Regions from separate parts of the Homo sapiens genome. Here all the other regions are linked to region 3. A link is a contact called in ENCODE Hi-C or POLR2A ChIA-PET data. All regions are on one chromosome and are shown on one strand. The core of a region is the stretch at or near the end of the contact, and the rest is flanking DNA. Distances in the headings are between cores, read along the strand shown.

Region 1 (2,979 bases), core at 29-2,528, 340 kb before region 3:
GTCCAGAAGCCTAAGATCAAGGTGTTGGCAAGGTGGGTTTCTTCTGGGACCTCTCTCCTTGGCTTGGAGATGGCTTTTTCCTGGGTCTCCACATGTTCTTTTTCTCTGTGTGTCCATGTCCAAATCTCCCCTTCTTATAAGGACACATGTCATATTGAATTAGGGCCCATCTCAATTATTTCATTTAACTTTAATTACCTCTTTAAAGACCCTTATCTCTCAATGCGGTCTCATTCTGGGGTACTGAAGATTAAAACATAAACACATGAATTTGGGGTTAGGGGAATATGCAATTCAACTTCTAGCACCACCACCCACCCGCCCACACACATACACACACTTTATGCCAGACTTTCAGTAAAAATCTGCAAGATACACTGTCTTGGGTAAAAGAAATTGGTGGAAAATTAAAGACAAAGTTGTCTTCCATATATGGAATTAATGACAAAAATAGAAAAGGAAAAAAAATGGCCAGGAGGTGAGATGCAAACAGGGAATAAGAATTTAACAGAAGCAGGAAATCAAGGTTAGGAAAGCAAAGAAAAATGTGCCAGGAACAGTTTAACCCTACCCCCACCACAGAGATACTAGGATTCCCAACCAGATGTGGATTTGGCCTTGAGTGTATTTTGTTTTGTTTGTTGTGACTATTAAATGAATGATAAATCCTAAATCCTGGACATCTTTGGGTGACATGGTGATAACTGGTATGGCAATTTTTCAGTGAATTACCATTAAATCCCAGCCTATCTAATCACAGGTCATGCAACTCATTGCGGTAGAAATGTAGTCCAAATATTCATCTCTTGATTCCCAGCCCAGTTTACCATCCCTCATCATTAAAACAGAACTAGAGAGGATGACAAGGGCTAGAGGTGAAAACAACAGTGGGCCTCTCCTTGGATCCAAGGCAGCACAATGATTCAAAATCAAATGTGTGGCTGCCCAGGAGAGAAATTCAGGTGACTCACAGACGCTCTTTGACTCAGTCCTGTGTAATGGAATTTCAAAACAGGAATAACATTATTACACCTTCCAGCAATTCACAGCCAATATTTGCAATTAAAAATCACCGGGTTCTAGCCTTAAATAAGGCTGTTGAAGAACTTATGCTAATAAATGGCTCTCCTTCGCACTTACAAAATTATTCTAAGCCATTGGGAAAGGTCACTTCTGCTAACAGTGTACAAAAAAAAGATCTTCCCTTTGGTTCTAATTCTGGGTGAATGGCATGCCTGTGGGGCTGACTGACAGGACCCTGTGCCAGCATGGTGCCACATGCCAGCTGGTCAGTACAGCCAAGGAGCATACGTATGCTGGGCCCTGTATCAGCAGTCTCAGCTGGTCACTGACAAGGCAACCATGCTGAAGACATATTTTGCAATTTGGTCACACTAAAATTTGATTGCGTGTGTATGTGTGAGTCCATGTATGTTTAATGATATGAATCAATACAGTTTATTGGCAATTGTTTTTCAGACTGACAATAAGCAACACAAAAGCTCAAATAAATTGTTTCTCATCTCTTTGGAATCATGTGGAGCAAACAGGTGTAAAAAAGGAAAAGGAAAAACAGCCAAAAAAAGAGGACAGGTAAATGAGACATTTTACAGTACATTAAGGTGTGAGGCTGGCACTGCATTCTTACTAAAATACACACACACACAAATTGGGGCCTTATAGAGGAAAGAAAATAAATTTAATCTCCAGCTCGCCCAATGCAAATTCAAGGCATTCCATTCTTACTGTTCACTCCCAAAAGCTACAATCTGGCCAGTAGGACAAGAATTATGCAGGCATAAAAATATGGAGCAAAAATAAGGGAAGAAAATGGGTCCCTGAAAACCTTAAAGAAATGAAATATACTTTAAGAAATATTGGAGGGGTCTGGAAGCAGACACTGGAACAGCAACCAAATCAGTGTTCAGGTATCCAGGAAGCTGTTTGGGGTGGGAGGGAGTAAGGCTTACGAGGGCGGCCTGACCCCCAGGACGCCACGGGTCGAGTCGAGGAGTTAATGCAGGATGTTGCTGACCAGCAAGAACTTGCAGAGGAGATTTTAACAACGATTTCAAGACCTGCAGGGTCTGGAAGAGTTTGACAAGAATGAGCTCATAGCGGAATTAGAAGAACTCATCTCACTTCAAAGCCATAGGGCTGCATCACTGCTTCCTCTACAGAGTCTGCACAGGGGAGGGGAAAACTGGCCGGGGCAGGGGGCAGTAAGCAGAGCAGCAGATGCCTGCTGTTTATGATGTTGAATTATATAAAATAAACTGTATTTGCAAATCCAACATTTAGCTTCTGGGCTAGATATCATAACTTCACTGCTGAATCCTCAATGGAAAGAGCCACTTGTTTGCACTTGAAGGTGTCTGAAAATGTCATCTCTGTCCTTTTAAGACAGGCAACTTGTTCCACGTTTCTCTGTCAGACTTGTATGGTACTGGAAGAAAAGCCATTTTTTAAAAGTCATAGACCTTCCCTTGTCCTTAGCTGTAATAATACATCTGATTTTGGTTTCCTAAAGAGTTGTATTTCTCTTCAACCCTGTATGTACCTCTCTTGCCCACTCCTCATTCCCACTCCACTGGTCTTTCGGAGTTTGTGATTCTTATTTGAAATTGACAATATTCTCTTGAGAGCAAGTAAGATTGTTAGAATTAAATTGCAGCCATAGAGTTTTTAAATATAATTCTAAGGTCCTTGAGGCTGTTTGTAGTAACTGCTAGATAACTTGTTGGAAACATGTGCACACATTTGTATTCAAATGAAATTATAGTTTGCACTATCATCTATTAAATATCTTGATTAATTTTTTAAGAAAAGGAAAATATTGGAAAACCCCAAAAAGCAATTTTATTTTGTTTATTTATTTATTTATTTTGAGACGGAGTCTCGCTCTATTGCCCAGGCTGGAGTACAGTGGCTCAATCTCGGCTCACTGCAACCTCTGCCTCCCAGGTTCAGGTGATTCTC
Region 2 (2,700 bases), core at 77-2,576, 390 kb after region 3:
AAGCAAAAGTAAAAGCAAAATCATATTGAGGCTGGGATGCCATTTGGATAGACAAAAAACCTTTTCACCACTGTATCTCCTGACCAAGAAGTGAAGAAGTGTCCCTGGCATACTTGGATAAATGACTGAAATAGATATATAGAAGCTTTTCAGAAGGATTATTCTTCAACTCTCAATATGTTAATTTGAGAACATGCATATCTAATTATTAGTTATTAAAACAGGTCCTTTAAAATTAAAAATACTCCAAGTACTTGAAAGTAACAAAACTGGAGTAAAAAATAATAGAGTAGACATTTGACAGTTTCTCCCTCTATTGTTCTCAGTTCTTGAACATGGTTAACTAACATACTCACACTTCATCTATTGGTTGACATTCAGGAATAAAGTACTTGCAATGTTTAGATTCTTAAAAATACATTTTATGTATCAAACCTTTCTGAAAACCATTGTTAATGGATAATTATCTAGGATGCATTGCTCATCTTCCTGTCTTATTAAACAGTCTATCAGATATGACCTAACCTTTTCATTAAGACTCAGCACCATCACTTTATTATTTGTAAACTGTTGGGTCACAGAATGGTATCCTCAGGTGTCTGAGCTTATAAAAGGCTGTGGCTGTTTGCCTGATTTCTCTTTTGACTTTTCCTCTGCCATTTCCTATCATTTGACTGGCTTCCCTGGGTCTGCTTCCTACATACAGTCCATTGTATGTTTAATTTCATGTCCTCCGTTGGCTAAAGACATTCTGTTGGTTTCATGAATCCTTGAATATGTCAATTAGTTCTGGCCTTTATGGCTCCAGGGTGACCTTATTTATCGTCTGCTATAAAGTCTATAAACCTGATCTAAGTACATTCCTCTTCAGTGCTAGAGTCTTTTCTTTTTTGTTATTGTTTCTGTTCAGTTCAAGAGGGAAAATGTATTTGGTTGAGTTTCTAGAGAGCTGTCTGCTGAATATGTGAGACGATTATAATTCACAACAAAGACTATAACCTACTCTGTTATTTTGAAGGAAAAACATTTTAAAAGGCAGCTTCCTTTGGGAATATTTCTAGGAATAGTGACTTTACATATGTATGAATGTGTGTATATATGTATATGTATATATATGCATATATATTTATATGAATTCACTTATATTCTATTATTTCTGAAAAAAATATAAGGCAGCAGTAGTGACACTAGGAAAAGAAAAATGGGTAAAATTCATAAGCCTACACAATGGTTGCCAACACTTCCCTTTTATTAACTTGGCAGCCTGGTATTTTGCAGGGTTTTTTGAACACAAACACCCTGAAACTCATCATCGGGTTGTAGCAGGATGTCCCTCCTTAGGCCGTGAGTAACTGCTGGGGCAGGTGTGGTTTGGGTACAGTTACAGTCTTGGAGGAAAAGTTTAATTTTGTTCTTTAGCTATCTGGTGATGTTTTTTCAAAGGCATATATAAGGGACACCACAGACCACTGATGTGTGCTTTCAACTATTAATTTATAAGAAGTGTTTTGAGATAACCAGAAATAGAGGAGTCAGAGTGGTCTAAAGGGAAATGACTCAGGCATCCTTTTGAAAAGATACCAGCTAATGAAACCGTTATCTTTCTGACTGGCCCCAGGCTGAGGTTTTGCCATGAGAGGTCTTTCAGCGTTAATTTAACCAGGACAGTTGCTGTTTTAAAAGGGTTTGCTAGCCAGCCTGCCGGATCTGACAGAAAGAGTAGCTGCCTCCCCTGGTGTGATTTAAAGGGCAGTAAAAGTTCAGCCAGCCCCTGATCTCCTCCCCAGTGGCCTTACTTCACTTAGAAATGTTCATGATTAGAGATACTCCATTGGGCAAAGACCTTGTCTCCAGAAGGCACTAATAAACAAGACTATATTTTACCTGAATTTATCACTAATGCCCTTTCTGAATTCATGAGCAGATGAGTGAGTTAGGCAACCAGCTGGAGCAAAGCCTGATGATTGAGACATGAGATGGGTACACTTATGATGAGAACATCTGAAGCAAGAGCAAGTGGTATTGTCCCTGGATGATGTGGGTAGTAAGGGGTGATTAAAATTTAAAGCCATTGGACCTGAGGAGGGGCATTTGCTGACTATAAGATAATGACAAAAGGGGAGATAAGAAGGTGAGGTTTATTTTACAGTATTGCTCAAGGCTGGTTTTGCTTCTTGGAGTAACAGATAAGCTTATGAAGAACAAACCCAGATCTTTTACTATTATTGACCTTTTCCAATCAGATTATATAATAATTTATAAATAATAACTTTCTTGGCTTCCTGACTCAACATGCCACCTAAATAGCTAAATTCTTTTGAGTTCTTGGTGACTCATCTTTGCTCTTGACTCTGTGACTAGACTGGTTTCCAACTTAAAGTATTTAAAGAAATTCAGCATCTAGTATGTCTTCTTTGTCTTGCTCCAATCTTGTGCCCCAGTTCTAGATTATTTTGTGCTCTTTGTTGCTGAGGCCAAATACTCACTTCGCATCCAAGACATAATCACTAAATTCCAGCTCCATTCATTTATTTATTCATCAAATATTTATCGAATGCTTGCTTGGTGTCAGATACTGTGCTAGGCACTAGAAATACAAGGGTGAATGAAATATGGTCTTTGTGTTTTAGAAGTTCCCTTTAGTGCCCGAGAACTTGCTATGACACTCTGCAGTTCTTGGGGCCCTCCATAATTGGGGTC
Region 3 (2,998 bases), core at 151-2,650:
GCAACCTCCACCTCCAGGGTTCAAGCAGTTCTCTGTCTCAGCCTCCCGAGTAGCTGGGATTACAGGTGACTGCCACCACGGCCAGCTAATTTTTTGTATTTTTAGTAGAGACGGGGTTTCACCATGTCAGCCAGGCTGGTCTTGAACTACTGACCTTGTGATCCACCCACCTCGGCCTCCCAAAGTGCCAGGATTACAGGCGTGAGCCACTGCGGCCAGCTAGAGATTTTAAAATGCTAAAAATAACCCTAGAATGTCTTGCCCACTTCACAGATCCCTCAGAGTCCAGGCATTAGGGGTGGGAAAGTGCCACAGTAGGCTATTCTACAAATGGTATTCTTGTGCCTATATAACATGCATTGATTCTGTAGTCAAGTTTCTATTAATCTAAAGGAGACTGGGTAACTCTCAAGATTTCAAAAAAAGTGATATTACAGAAAGTATGAAAAAGTAAGAAAATTATAAAGCATGGCAAACCCTTTGGTCTTTAAGCAGAAATTTTTATTTTCAGTCAGTTGAATGTAAGGGCTTCAGAAGGATCGTCGATGAATCATGTTGTATAGGTGACAAAGCAATCCTGCGTTCATTATCTCACTTCCTTCTCCCAGGAATCAGGTGATGTCTCATTAGTACACAATCTGAGCACTGAAGAGCGTCACATTCTATAATTTTTAGGAACTTTTTGTTGTAGATGTTAGAAACCCAACATAAACTACCTTATGTAAGAAGGGCAACTGATTGGAAGGATTCTAGTATTTTCTTTTTTTTTTCTCTTTGAGACGGAGTTTCGCTCTTGTTGCCCAGGCTGGAGTGCAATGGCGCTATCTTGGCTCACTGCAACCTCCGCCTCCCGGATTCAAGCGATTCTCCTGCCTCAGCCTCCCTAGTACCTGGGATTACAGGCGCCTGCCACCACGTCCAGCTAATTTTGTATTTTTACTAGAGATGGGGTTTCTCCATGTTGGTCAGGCTGGTCTGGAACTACTGACCTCAGGTGATCTGCCCGCCTTGGCCTCCCAAAGTGCTGGGATTACAGGCACGAGCCATGGCACCCAACCGATTCCAGTATTTTCTTTTGATCTGTTTTTTGTTTTTTAAATAGAATTCTAGGAATAATTGAATAATCAAGACACAGGAAGAGCAGAGATGCAGCTGGGTTCTGAATGCTGAAAGCCAGACACTAGAAGGTTGTCAGGATTCTTCTCATCTCATGTTCCCCTCTGAATGTTGGCTTCACTCTCTCATTTCAGAGTGGCTTTCTTCTCTTAGTGGAGGACATGCTTGCCAGGAGCATGTGAGTTCATATCTATTAATAAATGTGGAGCCAGTGAAGAGAGATTAGTTCAGCTTGCTCGTCATCCCTAGGCTATGAGCCACAAAGCAGGACTGTGGCCCAGCTTAAGTCCAGTGCTAACCTGTGGGTGAATGAACAATGACCGGGGAACAGGGCCCTAAGGTATGTGTAAAGTGACTCCTGTGGTAAAAATGTACCTGAGTGGGAGTTGTGAGAGTCGGGGTGGGGAAGAAATACATTCTTAGAAAAGACGTGTTAGGCAGGTAATTCTATAGGTATGCACTCCATATTTATGCATTCTGGATGGACATATTGTGCATATATTATGGAGGCCTGTCAGCAGAACCCCAAGTCCATGCTAGCTGAATTTATGCTCAACTATATGAGGAGAGTAATTACTTTGTTTTTTCTTTCTTTGAGATGGGGTCTCACTCTGTCACCCAGGCTGGAGTACAATGGCTCAATCTCAGCTCACTGCAACCTCCACCTCTGGGGTTCAAGTGATTTTCCTGCCTCAGCCTCCAAAGTAGCTGGGATTACAGGCATGAGCCACCATGCCCGGCTAATTTTTTGTGTTTAGTAGAGACGGGGTTTCACCATGTTGGCCAGGCTGGTCTCGAACTCCTGACCTCAGGTGATCCACTCACCTCGGCCTCCCAAAGTACTGGCATTACAGGCGTGAGCCACTGTGCACGGCTACATATTAATGGAAACTCCACAGGTCAGTACCTCCAAATCTTCCCCATCTCACATCAAGAATGGCACAGGTTTGTTCTTCAGCTCCTTTTTTAAGGGTAAGACTGGTTAGAAAAGGTCTATAAGGAAATAACTCATGACCTGGAGGAAGAGGAGACATTGTTGTGCCTGGACTATTTCCTTATAAGACAATTGACAATGAGATAAGGATGAGGGCTTGGGCTGGACTTCAAACTCCCACGACCTAGCCGGTTACCTTCCCAGGAAGGTGTATCTGCAGATGTCTCAACTCCTCCTCCAGGAGGGAGGGAGAGTAAATAAAGGTGTGGGAAAGAAAAGCAACAACTCTAGGAATTAAAAGGAGGAATTAGTTGGTAGGAATTGTTTGGTTCCCAGGTAGGTGTTGGGTGTAGCCAGGCCTCCACACCTACACATTAACACACTGATAGGCAACTATAGAACCAGATATCACTTCTTTAGGAATTTGGTGACTTGGGCTGTTTCAATTTTCTCTAATCATGTCCTTTTACTTTTTTTTTTTTTTCTGAGATGGAGTTTTGCTCTTGTTGCCCAGGCTGGTGTGCAATGGCACGATCTTAGCTCACTGCAACCTCTGCCTCCCGGGTTCAAGCGATTCCCCTGCCTCAGCCTCCTGAGTAGCTGGGATTACAGGCATGCACCACCACGCTTGGCTAATTTTGTACTTTTAGTAGAGACAGGGTTTCTCTGTGTTGGTCAGGCTGGTCTCAAACTCCCTACCTCAGTTTATCCATCAGCCTCGGCCTCCCAAAGTGCTGGGATTACAGGTGTGAGCCACCACGCCCGGCCAGAGCATTTTTAAGCTCACAGCAAAATTGAGAGAAAGGTACAGAGATTTTCCATATACTCCCTTCCCATACACATGCATAGCCTCGTCCATTATCAACATCCCCTACCATAGTGGAACAGTAGTTCCCGTCGACGGACCTGCATTGACACACTGTTGTTACCCAAAGTTCACAGTTGCAT

The links. Hi-C counts contacts between places; a loop is a spot of excess contacts on that map. ChIA-PET counts read pairs that join two places held with the same protein, here RNA polymerase II (POLR2A). Pooled maps may share reads with other maps.
Region 1: a loop to region 3 is called in a map of cardiac septum, with 4 times the contacts of the local background. The contact joins the enhancer-like site here to the promoter of LINC00501 in region 3. A Hi-C loop is called at or near these places in 2 of 168 maps with a recorded cell type or tissue (cardiac septum and endothelial cell of umbilical vein) and 2 of 50 pooled maps. POLR2A ChIA-PET finds 5 or more read pairs at or near these places in 1 of 52 experiments (GM12878).
Region 2: a map of Calu3 shows a loop between it and region 3 (5-fold over the local background). The contact joins the enhancer-like site here to the promoter of LINC00501 in region 3. A Hi-C loop is called at or near these places in 2 of 168 maps with a recorded cell type or tissue (Caco-2 and Calu3) and 1 of 50 pooled maps. POLR2A ChIA-PET finds 5 or more read pairs at or near these places in 1 of 52 experiments (endothelial cell of umbilical vein).

The regions. Positions count from the first base shown.
Region 1 is chr3:176,950,038-176,953,016 of GRCh38, forward strand. No RefSeq gene overlaps it. Among named protein-coding and RNA genes, the nearest start is that of TBL1XR1-AS1, 86 kb to the right of the region's middle. Within about 2 kb of position 1,279, at least 6 of the 41 ENCODE cell types and tissues checked have a DNase peak (open chromatin) inside an H3K27ac peak, as active enhancers do.
Region 2 is chr3:177,678,290-177,680,989 of GRCh38, forward strand. The region is part of intron 3 of LINC00578 (long intergenic non-protein coding RNA 578); the gene reads left to right. Among named protein-coding and RNA genes, the nearest start is that of LINC02015, 140 kb to the right of the region's middle. Within about 2 kb of position 1,327, at least 6 of the 41 ENCODE cell types and tissues checked have a DNase peak (open chromatin) inside an H3K27ac peak, as active enhancers do; they include endothelial cell of umbilical vein, where a contact is called at or near this core.
Region 3 is chr3:177,293,042-177,296,039 of GRCh38, forward strand. LINC00501 (long intergenic non-protein coding RNA 501) reads left to right here and starts at 1,401. Exons shown (of 2, transcript NR_047465.1): 1 at 1,401-1,456. RefSeq lists an enhancer at 631-1,830.